3 separate regions of the Homo sapiens genome follow, and regions 2 and 3 are each linked to region 1. Evidence: chromatin contacts called from ENCODE Hi-C data. All regions are on one chromosome and are shown on one strand. The core of a region is the stretch at or near the end of the contact, and the rest is flanking DNA. Distances in the headings are between cores, read along the strand shown. Region 1 holds the start of NCOA4 (nuclear receptor coactivator 4). Region 2 holds the start of ALOX5 (arachidonate 5-lipoxygenase). Region 3 overlaps ALOX5 (arachidonate 5-lipoxygenase).

The links. A loop is a pair of places that touch in the nucleus more often than their neighbours do. Pooled maps may share reads with other maps.
Region 2: a map of B cell shows a loop between it and region 1 (6-fold over the local background). The contact joins the promoter of ALOX5 here to the promoter of NCOA4 in region 1. A Hi-C loop is called at or near these places in 1 of 168 maps with a recorded cell type or tissue (B cell), 14 of 37 single-sample maps with no recorded cell type and 7 of 50 pooled maps.
Region 3: a loop to region 1 is called in a map of CD8-positive, alpha-beta T cell, with 5 times the contacts of the local background. The contact joins the enhancer-like site here to the promoter of NCOA4 in region 1. A Hi-C loop is called at or near these places in 1 of 168 maps with a recorded cell type or tissue (CD8-positive, alpha-beta T cell), 7 of 37 single-sample maps with no recorded cell type and 10 of 50 pooled maps.

What each region holds. Positions count from the first base shown.
Region 1 is chr10:46,029,111-46,031,960 of GRCh38, reverse strand. It overlaps NCOA4 (nuclear receptor coactivator 4), which reads left to right and starts at 1,338. Exons shown (of 10, transcript NM_001145263.2): 1 at 1,338-1,435. LOC105378287 (a long non-coding RNA gene) reads right to left here and starts at 1,186. Exons shown (of 3, transcript XR_945923.4): 1 at 1,094-1,186. RefSeq lists an enhancer at 1,293-1,362 and a silencer at 1,723-1,812.
Region 2 is chr10:45,372,860-45,375,709 of GRCh38, reverse strand. ALOX5 (arachidonate 5-lipoxygenase) reads right to left here and starts at 1,494. Exons shown (of 14, transcript NM_000698.5): 1 at 1,281-1,494. The coding sequence starts at 1,430. RefSeq lists enhancers at 507-1,115, 1,116-1,726.
Region 3 is chr10:45,419,297-45,422,146 of GRCh38, reverse strand. All of the region lies in intron 4 of ALOX5 (arachidonate 5-lipoxygenase), which reads right to left. Among named protein-coding and RNA genes, the nearest start is that of ALOX5, 47 kb to the right of the region's middle. RefSeq lists enhancers at 1,293-1,794, 1,823-2,514, 2,515-2,850. Within about 2 kb of position 1,511, at least 33 of the 41 ENCODE cell types and tissues checked have a DNase peak (open chromatin) inside an H3K27ac peak, as active enhancers do; they include CD8-positive, alpha-beta T cell, where a contact is called at or near this core.

The sequences.
Region 1 (2,850 bases), core at 89-2,588:
AGGAGAGTTAAGGGCTCCTTCTGCCTGAGGTCATGTTCTAGGCTGACTTCCTCATGGGACTTTTGTGGGCTTCTCTCTCCACAGCTCCCCTTCCACTCACAGCCTATGACTGTTATCTTAGCTTCTGCATCGTAATCTATGTCTCCTATTGTTTTCTAATGAGGTTGCCTTGCCCCTTGTAGCAGAGTCACTCTTGGATGAGATCCATAAAACCCTGCTATGATCACCTCCTTTGCTGCGGAATGTGGGGAAGCAGTTGGCAACTGAGTATGGAGGACCTCTGTCAAAACTGAGACAGAAAGAAGTGCTATTTAACATCTAGTCACAAGTAAATAATGTGGGTTATAATCTGGGCTGTAGGCTGGACGTGGTGGCTCATGCTTGTAATCCTAGATCAGGTGGGAGGATCGCTTGTGCCCAGGACTTTGAGACCAGTCTGGGTAACACAGCAAGACCCTGTCTCTACAAAAAAATTTAAAAACCGGGCATCATGGCGCATGTCTGTAATCCCAGCTACTCAGCAGGTTGAGGCAGGAGAATCGCTTGAACACAGGAGGCAGAGGTTACAGCAAGCCGAGATTGCGCCACTGCGCCTGAGCGACAGAGTCAGACCCTGTCTCAAAGAAAAAAGAAAAGAAAAAAAGAATCTGGGTTCTGCCATTTATTTATTTACTCAATTTTTTTTTTTTTTTTTTTTGAGACGGAGTCTTGCTCTGTCGCCCGGGCTGGAGTGCAGTGGAGCGATCTCGGCTCACTGCAACCTCTGCCTCCCAGGTTCAGGCAGTTCTGCCTCAGCCTCCCGAATAGCTGAGGCTATACGCGCGAGCCACCACGCCTGGCTAATTTTTTTGTATTTTTAGTAGAGAAGGAGTTTCACCGTGTTAGCCAGGATGCTCTCCATCTTCCGACCTCGTGATTCGCCCGCCTCGGCCCCCAACGTGCTGGGATTACAGGCGTGAGCCACTGCTCCCGGCCTATTAACTCAATCCTTAGAAAAACAAATGTGGCAAAGGTGGAATCATACAACATATGGCCTTTTGTGTCTTACGATATTCATTTTTGCATCTGAATGTTCAAACTAAATAATATCTACCTTGTGAGGCCATCTGAATCACTTAGGATGGTCCTTGGCACCAAATTTGCCTTCAAAAAAGCATTTGCTTCATTTAATTTCGATTTATTCACGAAGGACTAAAGGACACTGCAAGGGCGGGGAGGGAGTGTGCGCCTGCGCTCTGCGCCTCCTAGAGGGCAGTCAAGGGCTTCTGGCTGACCCGAGCGGAGATCTCGCGAGACTGTCAGACGTATGGCGAGAGGTGTGGGAGGAAGATTGTGTTGTCGCGAGAACTCTGCCTTTGGGCCGTAGGTTAGTGTGGGGCCGTGTCTCAGTCCACCCAAGGTCTCCTCGGATCGCCTGGAGAGGCACTCGGACCTGGTAAGAACGCTGTGGGCCGGGTGGAGGCTCGATGACCGCTGGCCCGCTGGGCCCGGGCTTGTCCGCCCCTTCCCGACCCGACCGACACCGGGACCGGTCTGCCTTCTCCTTCCCTTCCCTCCCCTCCACACGCCAGGCCCGGGCACCTCTTCCTGCCTGCCCGCCGGGCCCGGGCCTGTCTTCTCCCCTTCCGGCCACACGCCGGGCCCGGGCCTACGTTCTCGCCTTCCCGCCACACGCCGGGCCCGGGCTTGTCTTTTCCTCCCCGACCCTCCTCGTGCCCGGCCGTGGGCCTGTCCTTTCCTCCCCGACCCTCCTCACACCCGGCTCGGACACCTCCTGCTCCCCGCCGGCCTTCCCCTCTCTTTAGGTGTGACAGCTCCAAGTTTCCTGTTTCTCTCGCCTCTTGCTTGGATGTGGGGCGAGGCGAGGTCTGTTTTGCCGGACGGGCACAGAACATAATCCATTTCTAGCTTGTCAGGTGGAAATGCAAAGAAGATATTGGGTTTTTTTGGCCCTCTGTGTGCCAAACACATACTGTCACATTTAATTCTCCCAATAATCCCGAAAAGTAGCTTGATTATCTCTGTTTTACAGCTGAGAAGAGTAAGGCTTGCTCATTCATTGGTTCATTCCACCAGCAATCATTTATTTGGTGCCTGTATGTTCAGGATGTTGAGGATAGCAATGAAAAAAATGGACACCTAATTCTCATGGAACTAAATTCTTGTTGTGGGGAAAACAATAATCATAATCTTACGTGGCACGGGATTTAACATGGAATGATGCCATCAAGAATGGCAGAAGTAGAATGACAGAAGTCAGAGTGCTGAATTTATCTGACCCCAAAGGCAGAGCTTTTTTACTTTTAACTGTGCCTTTTTGTGTCACTTTCTAATCAGGGTCGGGTTCACCACAGTAATTGCCTTTTGGATGGACTTAGCTTTCCACCACGCACTTGGTAATTTGGAACTAAGTTTATAGAGACTCTTGAGTTACTTATTGGAATGAGGATGGCACAGGAAGTCATAGTTGGCCCATTTTTATACCGAGATCCTAGTGTGACATTTCCAAACTTTAAAGTACTTGAGACCGTTTGAGAAAGACTTACCCTAAGGATGCAGTGGCTTAGGCAATTTACTTGGTTTTCTCATTTGAAGATTTGCTAGCTTGCAGATTTGTTCAGATAAGTAAATGAGATTATGTATGTAAAGTCCAGCACAATAACGTTCCTTTCATTTTCTCCTTTCCTGCCTTCCAGGGAGCCTTTGTCCTTGGGTCTCTAAGGAAAATCCTACTCTTTGAAAGTTTTGTGGTAGTTTTTATCTAAATAAATCTCTACAATTACATTATTACCTTTGTGCAAACAGGCATTTCGGAAATGGAAAAACATGTTGAGCTATGGAAGGGGAGGA
Region 2 (2,850 bases), core at 245-2,744, 660 kb after region 1:
GCTCCTGGATAGGAATCGAGCCCATGGAGAGCTTGGAATCCAGAAAAAGAGTAGTTTTTACTTACTTTAGGCTCTGCACACCTAAAACACAAATTTTATCCAAGAGTAATCAGTTGAAACATGAACTTGCCGGTTGTATTTGTCCATTATGAGCAATTTCACAAGGTTTGATCAAATAATAAACTAAATGGTGAGAAGGCAGCTTGGTAAAGTCTAAATCTTTTTGGTCCAGTTAGGAGCTGGGGTGGGGTGGAAGGGAACTGATATTCCCTGCGCACCTGCAGTATGTCTGGGACTATTACCAGTCATTTACGGAGCGCTTCCTCTGTGCCAGGTACTGGATTAGGCACTTCATTAAAGGCTCAGTGAGAACTGCGACCTGCCCATGCTCATGGAAAAGAGTCGTGGGGCTGGAATTCAGGTCCAGATCAGCATTAGGAACTAGCTTCCAAATGCTGAGGGCTCCCTCGCGTCCTCACACCTAGCGTGGAAGTGTTCCCTGGTGTACATTCTGCTGGGAGGGAGTGCAGCCCCTCCATTTAGGAAAAGCCTCTCCTGGCCTGGGTTCTGTTCCTTCCCTTTAATTTCCTCTGGGGACTGTCCTGAGAATGTAAGCTGCCCAGGTGCCGTCTGAGCCACCAGATGGGCCTGGGCTCACCCATGACTCATGGACCAGACTGAAGCCAACCCTCCATTTTCAGCTGGGGAAACTGAGGCCCAGACAGACGGTAGAGTGAGCTGGTGGTCATGTCTGGACAGAACTCAGGCCTCTGGACCCGCTGACGTGCACCCTTCCCCACGGCTCACAGCTGGCTGCTCCGAGGTGCCCTCAGAGTTCTGTGAGCATGACTCATCTGCCTCTCCCTCCCTGTGCGACCTGCAGAAGGAGCCTAAGGAAGAGGTGGCACAAGAAACGCGGCCCAGTGAAGGGGGCTCCGGAGCCTCGGAGCCCAGATCTTGAAGTGGAGGGGAAACCTTGGGCCTTCTCCTCCCAGGGAAGACGCCTTGCAGGCGGCACGCGGGAAGTCTCCGTTTCCGACAGGGGTCGCGGCCGCCGCGAGGGGTCCTGGACGCTTGCCCACCAGGGTACCCACCGGCCACTGGGAGCCCAGGGCACGCCCCACCGCAGTTCTGCCCTCCCTGACAGGGTCCTGGACACCCCCAGTCCTGTCCGGGCCGCCCCGACGGGCCCTCGGCGCCCCCGCCCAGGCCTCTGCCGTCCAAACCGGGTCCCGGACGCACCTCAGCCCGCGCTCCACCCGTGCCCCGCCCGCGCTCACCGCGCCACGCTCGAAGTCGTTGTAGAAGGGCTTGTCCAGCAGGTGCTTCTCGCTGCAGCCCGCCGAGCCCACGAGGCTGAGGTAGATGTAGTCGTCAGTGCCGGCGAACCACTGGCTGCCAGTGGCCACGGTGACCGTGTAGGAGGGCATGGCGCGGGCCGCGGGAGCAGCGAGCGCCGGGAGCCTCGGCGCGGCGGTCCAGGTGTCCGCATCTAGCGCCGCAGCCTCCTCCCACCACTGGTCCCTGGCCCCGGTCCCGGCCCCGCCCCGGTCTGGCTCCAGGCTCCCGGCTGCCCCCGCCCCCGCCCCCGCCCCCGCCCCCGCCCCCGCAGTACTTCTCTCCCACTCTTCACGCGGCGCCGACTGGGCGGGACCTCGCCTCGGGCGGGGCAGGGGCCTCGCTCCTGGGTCTCTCCTCAGCGAGGTGTCTGTTCCTGCAGCCAGGGGACTGGGGCAACCTCGGCTGCCACCCCTCATCCATTCGTTCACTCGTTCTCTCCTGAATTGCTTCCACCCTTTGCCCTGCCTGCCTGCCTCGGCTTCGCCCAAGGCCAGGCTCCTGTAGGCCCTGGGGTGGAGCTGCGGGGACTCCCTACAAATCTAGGCACAGCCTCTGCTCTCCCCAAGTTCTCAGTGCCACTTGCGGTACTTGGAGCAGGGGTGCTCCGGGAGTCTGCAGAGGAAGAGCGACCCATGAGAGAATCAGAAGGGCTTCCTGGAGGAGGCCACCCCAGCGCTGATACTGAGGATGGATTCTGGAGCACAGAGGCTCCTTCAGCGCGGGCTTCTTCACTGGCTGGACCTGCGGCTCCTGGCGGGGGCAGGCGGGCGCCGAGACCGCGCCCAGGCCCAGAGATGGCCAGTGGTCGCGGGAGGCAGGCGGGACGGCACATCTGGACATGCGGGGCTGTCTAGGGGAGGCCAGGGGTCACGGGTCGGCTCTCTGAATCGCGGCGGGCAAATGCCTGGAAGGGTGTGGAGAAGGTTTCGCGCGCTCCTGGGCGGCTTCCCGCGGCTGGGGCCTGACCCCCAGGTTCCCGCCCACTCCTGGCGCCCGCCTCTCCCAGCCCCGCCGGCAGCGCAGGGTCTGACGGGCACACAGTCGCGTGTATTGATCTCGGCTAAGTTTAAACACTAGCTCACCGTGCGTGGGGCGGCGGGGATGTGAAGTCCCCAAAGGCGGCTGCCTACATTCTCACCAACGCTTCATGTCTGTGAAGCAGCAGAGTCCCTGTAGCATCTCCTCATACTGTCTTGGGTTTGTGCACCTGGCAAATGGCTTTGAACATCTTTTCACATGCTTGTTGGATATCTGTATATTTTTGGAGAGATGTATATTCAGATGCTTGACTCTTTGGAAAACTGGGCTATTTATCTTTTTTATCATTGAATTGCATTATTTATATATCCTGGATAGAAGTCTCTAATCGGATACATGACTTACAGACATTTTTATTGCTTCTGCGGGTTGTGTTTTCACTTTCTTGATGATGTTTGAAGCACAAAAGTATTTAACTTTAAGTCCAATTTCTTTTGTCGCTTGTGATTTTGGGGTCCTATCTGAGAAACC
Region 3 (2,850 bases), core at 262-2,761, 610 kb after region 1:
AGAGACACTGGGGGTCTCTCCTGCCTGCCCTGCCAGGTCTAGGGGTGCATCCAGGCAGAACAGCAATCCCCTTCCATCCTTTCTTAGCTTAGCAAATGCTTCTCTCCTTTGTCCTGGCTACCCTGGGTCTCCTAGGAGGCCATGATGCTCAGGAGAGGGTCCTGGGGCCACAAGGCTAGAGGCCTTTGTGAGTACTGTCTTTTTCTCCTCATGTGTCAGGATGAACAAGGAGCCTGCAGGTGACCGAGAGGGTGTACTGCTGGAAGTTGCCATGGCACAGCCTGGGCAGTGTGGCTGGCTTTGTGATGGGCTGCATACAGTAGGTGCTCAGTGCTACAGCACCCTGGAGCTGTCGAATAATACCAGCATCATCTTCCAGTCCTTCTGGTACCTTCTTCACTTGGATCCAGCCCCTTGTGGGGAAGGAGGGGCTTTTACACAGGTGCTTGCTTCCAGGGAGGCTGCTGTGGTCTCACCATGGCTACGACCAGCAGCCAGGCACTGGAATACCCAGAGAAGCTTCTTTCAGCCTTGCTGCCTCCTTCCTCCCCCAGCACCCCTCGTCAGCTGAGTGTTCTGGGCTAGGAATGCTTGTCAAGCTGGAGGGGTAAACCTCACTGTAGCATCTGGTGTCAGTCTGGGTGGGGAAAAGAACTTATTTCTGGGAGATGAGAGGCCTACGCAGGCCCCGAGAGCCCTGTAGGGCCTGAAGATGGCCCAGTGCCAGAGGGTGCCCCAGAAAGAGGTCCTGTGCTGGGGCACCTGAGGTCCCGGGTGGTCCCTTGCCCCTGTTCTTTGGAGGAACCAGGAGTGAGTCACCAATTACCCAGCTGGGTCTGTTTGACCTCAAAACAGGAGGTTTACTCTGAAAACAGGGTGGGTCTGGTAGTTCTCAGAAGAAGCCACAGATGTAGGAAGAAGTGGAGTTAGGAGGAACATATTTACATGTCATCTAGAGGCAAAATATTTCTATATCCTTACAGATAACTGGAATATTCAGGGCTTCGAAGACCCGCTTTTGTAAAAAGAAGGACCCTGCAAGCCAGAGAGGGCACCAGGCTTTTTCAAGGCCACACAGGCAGGTAACAGCCACCTTGATCACCTGGCCTAGGGGCAGTGACCTAGCTTTCTCCTGCATCTTCAGCTTTCTCCTGTGCCAAACTGTGGCCCAGGCTGGGCACCAGCTGTTGGCCATGTGCCCGGTGAGCCCCCCACCCCTCGCCCCTACTTCTCCCAGGACGGGCCGCATTTCTGCACTGTCCCGCCTCACTGGGAAGGAAACTCTCTTTCTCAATTTGCTTTAATGAGGCCATTGAGGTTCACCTAACCTCTGTCTCCCTGCTCTTTCCTTCTGCTACCAGCTTTTCCATTTTTTACGCCACAGTTGTGCTGTGCAGGGCAGGAGCAAAGCCTGCTGAGGAGGGCTGGCCCCCTTCCAGGTACAGCAGGTGGCTAGGAGGAACTGCGTGCCAGAATTACTCAGAAGCAGCGGCGAGGAAACCAAGCTGTCGCCAGCCAGAGGTTTAACGGGGAAGGCCTCCTCGGTGACTTCAGCCAAGTTTCAGTTTCCTGCCAGTGGGCACTGAGTTTAACCCACTCTAGGCGGGGAGTGTAGCCATCCAGATTTTAGCAAGGGCCCCAGGGGATTCTGACGCAAGCTATACTTTGAGAACCACTGCTGAAGAGTTTGCAATGTTTTCCAAATTAATTTGACTACAGAACAAATCATTTTTTTGAGGGAAACATGACTTCATGCTTTGTATTAACTCTTGGTCTTATTTTATGATGCATTTTTAACAACATGATGCTACCTTAGCAAATAAAATTGAAATTTTCTAGCCTCGTCTGATTTTTAGATGGGATACCACCCTACATTTTCCAAACAAATTTATTTTACAATGGGACACATCCCTGATTTCATAACAAAATTTAATGAAAGTCAATATGTTTTATAGGCATCAGTTAATAGAAGGGGATTATTTTTTAAATTTCCAAGGATTTCAGAGGCTTTCGGGTAGCATTTGGGAAGTTAAAAGTGGGAGAATCCTACTTGTGTCACAGGAAAAGTGGTTCCTATGAGTGCTTTGGTGACTTGGGGCCAAATGGTTTCTGAGTTGGGATGACGATAAGAGGGGATGTGGTCTTCTTCCCATATACAAACCCACGCTTTGCTTTCCAGTGCCAGGCCAGCAGGCCCCCTCCTCTTCCGGCCTCTCTTTCCTCCGCCATCACTTCTCCCGATCCCCAGCCTGGGTCCTCACCCTTCCTCCTGCTGCTACGTCCCTCCCTTCCTCCACAGGCACCCTGCCCGTCCACTGAGCTCAGGGCCCTTCTCTCCTGGCCTGGCCCCTCCGCAGCCTTCCTTGCCTGGGGGATATCGCTCCTTCCCTACACCCCTGGTGCCTTTTGAAACAGGGTCTCACTCTGCCGCCCAGGCGGGAGTTCAGTGGCGCAGATCACTGCAGCTTCCACCTCCCCGGCTCAAGCGATCCTCCCGCTCGGGAATCCCCGAACACTGGGATTACAGGCGTGAGCCTCCGCACCCACTCCCTACCGATCATCCCCCTTCAGGACGCTGCCATCCATGTAGCTGGGTCGTCTGGAGCACGGGGCATGTGGCTGGCCTGCGGGGCTGGGGGAGGGCCGGTGGGAGTGGCTGCCCTCAGAGCCCACCCCCTAGGCCTCTGCCTGCCCCCAGGTTCCCTCTCCCCCGTCCCTTGTCGGGAGTCACTCGTCAGCTTCTCTTCTCAGCCCGGCTGCGCAGCGCTCTCAACCCAACCCCTGGACTCATCTTCGCCCCAGCCTCCTTCGTGCCCAGCGTCCCTTGTAAATGACCCCCCCGGCCGGGTG